2 separate regions of the Homo sapiens genome follow, and region 1 is linked to region 2. The links are chromatin contacts, found by Hi-C or POLR2A ChIA-PET in ENCODE. All regions are on one chromosome and are shown on one strand. Each heading gives the region's core, a stretch centred on a gene start or an enhancer-like site at or near the end of the contact. The rest is flanking DNA. Distances are from core to core; before and after follow the strand shown.

Evidence for each region. A loop is a pair of places that touch in the nucleus more often than their neighbours do. ChIA-PET counts read pairs that join two places held with the same protein, here RNA polymerase II (POLR2A). Pooled maps may share reads with other maps.
Region 1: a loop to region 2 is called in a pooled map, with 2.0 times the contacts of the local background. The contact joins the enhancer-like site here to the promoter of LINC02917 in region 2. A Hi-C loop is called at or near these places in 1 of 168 maps with a recorded cell type or tissue (aorta), 7 of 37 single-sample maps with no recorded cell type and 7 of 50 pooled maps. POLR2A ChIA-PET finds 5 or more read pairs at or near these places in 7 of 52 experiments (A549, GM12878, PC-3 and 3 more).

What each region holds. Positions count from the first base shown.
Region 1 is chr3:152,329,896-152,332,648 of GRCh38, reverse strand. The region is part of intron 2 of MBNL1 (muscleblind like splicing regulator 1); the gene reads right to left. Among named protein-coding and RNA genes, the nearest start is that of MBNL1-AS1, 62 kb to the right of the region's middle. Within about 2 kb of position 1,393, at least 14 of the 41 ENCODE cell types and tissues checked have a DNase peak (open chromatin) inside an H3K27ac peak, as active enhancers do; they include GM12878 and PC-3, where a contact is called at or near this core.
Region 2 is chr3:152,204,050-152,206,749 of GRCh38, reverse strand. LINC02917 (long intergenic non-protein coding RNA 2917) reads left to right here and starts at 1,323. Exons shown (of 3, transcript NR_186000.1): 1 at 1,323-1,377. LOC101928166 (a long non-coding RNA gene) reads left to right here and starts at 1,321. Exons shown (of 3, transcript NR_136178.1): 1 at 1,321-1,377.

The DNA of each region.
Region 1 (2,753 bases), core at 144-2,643, 130 kb before region 2:
ACCTCCCCTCTGTCAGAATTTAGCCATAAGCTGTAAGAAATACAGCCATTTGGTGGCATTTACTAAAAAGAACTTATTTAGGTGCCCATGTGGCATAGCTTGAGGTGGTGTGTCATTTACAGTTTATTTACCTTCAATTATTTTTATAATCAAAAGTTATCATAGAAGGAAGATGACAACTCTGTACCTAATTGCTAGACAACTACATTTTTTTGCAGAATTTCTTGGGTAGTCATGTTATATATTGCACCCACATAAGCTTGATTTACTCTTTGGCTAACAACAGATTTAAATTTGTTTCAGTCTCCAACTTTAACACTGAATTTAAGCAAAAATTATTCAAAAATTCTAGAAAGCACATTTTGACATCTTATGAGTGAGGAAAACAAAGTAACTCCACAGGCTTTTACATAAGATAGATCATAACAAATGATTTTTCTGACCTTGGCATTACCACGTGATAGACTAGGAGGAATCATGACTCTTTTATCCAGTCATCTAAATAAACATAGATAGATACAGACATACAGATTCCAACTGCTCAACTTAACCATTATAGCTATAGTTTTTATTTCTCACTGATGTCAATGGCAATGCAATCAGCTGCATTAAAGTTTCTGATCATTTTAACAAACTTCATTTTTAAAGAGGTATCAAGGCCGGGAGCGGTGGCTCACACCTGTAATCCCAGCACTTTGGGAGGCTGAGGCGGGTGGATCACTTGAGGTCAAGAGTTCAAGACCAGCCTGGCCAACATAATGAAACCCTGTCTCTACTAAAAATACAAAAATTAGCTGGGTGTGGTAGTGGGGAGGCTGTAATCCCAGCTACTTGGGAGGCTGAGACTGAAGAATCGCTTGAACTCAGGAGGCAGAGGTTGCTGAGATCATGCCACTGCACTCCAGTCTGGGCAACAGAGCAAAAACTCCATCTCAATCAATCAATCAATCAATCAATAACATTTGAAGTAATACATGTAAATGAGTAAGGTAACAGCTTCTTATTCATCAACCCTTACTGGGTCCGCTTCCTTTTATTTAATTCCTTGGACATGGCTTTACCGAGAAATAAATGAATTAATAAGCATAAACTCTAGGCCATACTTAGGTCAAAATAAGTGAAGTTACAGTGAGCTCCTCAGATTCTTCTAGAAAGTAAACAACCCATCAATCTTTAATACTAAGTCATCTGAATATGAACTAGCATCCTAAAAGTGAAAAGCTCTAATGGTACATTACAAATTCCTGAGTCATTTTGTCCTCACAACTTTATGCTTTAAATAAAACTGGCTAAAGAAAATCTACAAGTGACTCAGTATGACTTAGTGTTTCCAAACCAGGAAAAGGAAGGACTTTCAGTGTTTGAGATAAGGTTTTTTTCTGTAGTTTGGAAAATAAACATTTCCTATTCAGTTATGCCCAGGGGCAGGGTGTGTGTGTGTATGTGTGTATGTGTGTGTGTGTAGGGGAAGGAGTGTCTGTGTGAGTATGAAAAGAGAAGAAGAGCAGGAACGAGGGAGTAAGACAGGGAAGGAGAGAGGGAGAAGGGAGAGAAAGAGAGGGAAAAGGAGAAAAAGAGATTTTTTTAATCAGTATTTGGTGTTCACGTAAAATGGTTACTTTCTGCAAAAGTTACCTCAGCAAATTATGTGTAAGCAAGCCATGGAAGCACTGCAATTTGTAATAAAATCAATGGGAATGGCTTACCTGACTGTATATAGTAGATAATCCTTATCTATGGGGAATACATTCCAAGACCCCCAGAGGATGCCTGAAACCATGGACAGTAACAACCCCTAAATATACTATTATTTTTCCTATACATACCTACAATAAAGTTTAATTTATAAATTAGGCACAGTAAGTGATTAACAACAATAACTATAATAAAACAGAACAATTATACTGTAATAAAAGTTATGTGAATATGGTCTCTCTCTTGGTTTCTCTGTCTCAAAATATCTTATCGTGTTGTACCATGGGTAACTGAAACTGCAGAAAGTGAAATTGCAGATAAGGGGGGATTACTGTATTGCATTCTGTACTGCATTTCCATGAATTCAGTGACACACAGTGATGTATTCCATGTCGTTATAGCAAATAATAATCTTAGGTGTCTAAATTAGACTGAATTTTTTATTTCAATAGGCATAAGCCATTTTCTGCACCTAAATGAAAGTAGCATTTTTTTTCCTGATATAAAAATGGGCAGATTTTTGTCCTGGTGTCATGCTAATATAACCCCAGAGGTGGCAAGCATAGTGGCTCAAGCCAGTAATCCCAGGACTTTGGGAGGCTGAGACAGGAGGATCACTTGAAGCCAGGAGTTTGAGATAACCCCAGAATTATCTACTTTATTTAAAGTACATTTTAGCTGGGCAGTGGTGTGCATCTGTAGTCCCAGATACTTGGGAAAGTAAGGCAGAAGGATCGCTTGAACCCAGAAGTTTGAGACCAGGCAGGACAACACAGATTCAGTCTCTAAATAAATAAAATACCTAAGAACACTCAGAGTGGCTGAAAATGTGTTCAGCAAAATCTGTTCCACTAATGTCCCTAATAACGTCAGTAGAGACTAGGGATTAATGAGACTACCAATAAACACACATACACACACATGAACATACACACAATGTTTACTATCTTGTTTTCTGTTATAAGGATTGCTAAATATTTTTGTATGATATAGACAGTTACAATTTATATTTTTTAGAGAATTCATAGAAATAATCCTTAAAATATTTAGAGATTGGT
Region 2 (2,700 bases), core at 74-2,573:
CCAATATATTCCTCATAGTGTTGGAATTATGGAATCTCTGCAAAGAATAAAGAAACATGCCAAATACTTCCTCTAGTTTCACCTGATAAGAACCATGCAATGCCTACTATTTGGTGTAATTAATTTTTTATTGTTTTGCTTGTGCAAATAACCTTTAGAACTAGAGAACTCCTGAAGCACAAAGTACTCTGTAATAAATGATAATCACCAAATGTTAGGGTAGAGGCTATCTAAGTGAGCATCTCCCCTGAGCCCCTGGGCTCTGAAAAGTTATCAGACAGATAGCCAGGCCGACCCTTGCCTTCACGCAGGGCAGAAAGGCCGAAGCAGCCTGATGGCAAGTGCCCTTATGGCACTTACCATGTCCAAGATAGAAGTTGTAAAATGGTGGCCAATGGGCTGAATTGGCTTAAAGCTATATATTTTTAAATGGCATCATTTAAATAAATATTTATAATTTGAGAGAATTCACATAAAAATTCACATTTATGCCTTCTGTTGAAAATACAGAAGATCTGTCCAAGCAAGATCAGAAATCAGATGGGCCTATGTAGAGGAGGGGCACAATCTTGAAAAGGTGCCACCTTTTACTGTTTCCACATCATATTTGTGACTTCTATTCCTTAACACTCTGGGCCTGGGGGAAGAGGAGGGAGAGAAGATGGGGAGTACCGAGAGTGCCTGGGATTGAATTTCCTGTCATCCCAATGGGAAGATGTCTCAGAGTTAGAATTACACTTTTAAATCGTGATCGTAAAAGAAAATGAAATTTCTTGAACCCACGAGTGTATAGATTTGTATCAGCTAGGTGTAATGTCAATAATTTATTGGTTGAGTTTTAAAACAACCCCTCAGTTTCTTCCTATTTCTTATTTTCTCATCCTTTTAAGAATAGAGAGCATCAGATATATCCATAGACACAGTGAAGAATGAGCAGGTAATAGATAAGGAAATGGGTGGTCTTCAATATAGAAGTTCCAAGCAGCAAATTAAGTTGGGGAATGTTATGGGTAGAAAACCAAGGAAAGAAAAAAATAAGTTTATAGGCAAATTAGATTAACAGACTATTCCTGTTGTGACGAGAAGTTAATAAGAACTGAGAGCAAGAGCTTTTGCCTCTTCAGATATTTAAAGACAACCAGAAAACATCACAGCCTAGGGCTGGAGAGCATATAAAAGATAAGTTTAGAGAAGTCCTCAAACCGATAAAATAACAACTTACTTCCCCAAATATGCTAAGGGTGTTTGTCTGTGGTTAGTCAAACCATTAAAATGGGGAAGGAGGAGGGGTCAGAATTTTCTCTTCTAGGTTCAGAAGAGCCACATTTTGCCGTTCCGACTCTAAAGCAACTACATTTCTCTACAGAGCACAGAACTGTATGTAAATTCATCCATTGTAAATCTAATCTGCAAACATGTATTAGATCAGTATTTGGAGACAGAGAAGCCAACTGGTTCTTAACATTACATTGTATAGCTTCTATTAACATGTATCTCAGGGACTCATTTGGGTGATATTTGCATTGCCTAGGCTGTGGACAAACCACCAGGTAGCCTGAAAAGGACTTACTCTAGGGAAGAAACAGTGTGAAAAATAGTGTGGGGGTATACTTGTTGAAGTGTGAGTGAGGGAGGATAGTGGAGGAAAGGAGAAAGGAGGCATTGGTAGACTCATTTAAGACAAAAAATGGGCATTTCGGTTTCTTAAAAGCCACTTTTTTTTCAATTTAAAACTGTTTTGGGACTAAAGCCTCAGCCATATAAATTATTCTTACCAGGAAAAAAATTCTCTGAAGGAAAAAAAAAGCTAAACATGTATCTTGGCAAGGGGTTTCATATTTGAATTTAAATTTAAAGATAAATTTGTTTTTAAGAAAGCATAAAAAAGCAATTTCAGAAAAAAATCAGAAAAGCTTAGTTTTCTTTTTATTAAAAAAGAAACACAGAGAAATAAATTGATTTAGTTTCTTGTTATGTTCCCTTGGATATGACATAAATTGAAAATTGTAATTAGAAAAGAAATGAAAAATAATTCAATAAAGCTTTCACAATTATTCCTGAAAGAGCCATAAATGCAGTATATAATGACATAATACAGTAGTCAAGATAGTCATTGTTTAAGGTGAACTGAAATGTGCATTATTACATCAACAAAAAGATCCCACAGCTGACACTAATCTTTAGCGTTCTGCCAAAGTGGCATTTTATCCAAACTTTCTGTATTGACCTCACAATTCCACATACATACCTGTAATTCAAAACTTACTCATTTTTTCAAAACATGTGTAATCTGTATATGCAGATATGTGTACTTCAAAGGGTTAAGCTACCCAAGCCATAGTCAATGAATCACTTTTAAAAAGAGCAATAACTCACTGTAAGAATCACGTAATTTCTTACTGTAGGTGTGCTTTAACTAACTTTCACACACTCATGTTTGCTTTAAAGAATTCAGAATTTATGAAATAAATGACACAGTTTTTAAAAATCTTTTGAAGCCAGCAACTGGAAAAATAAGTGAATTATTTCAAAGATATTATTACTATACTTGAAAATATCATTTCAAAAATCCTAGTTCTTATTAGGGAGTAAAAAATGGACTACTGCATTTCAACCTAAAGCTACGTTTTAAAATGCTCCATATCTTTGTATGCAATATATTTTCTAAATGTAAGTAATTAGCTGTCTGTTCTTGAAATA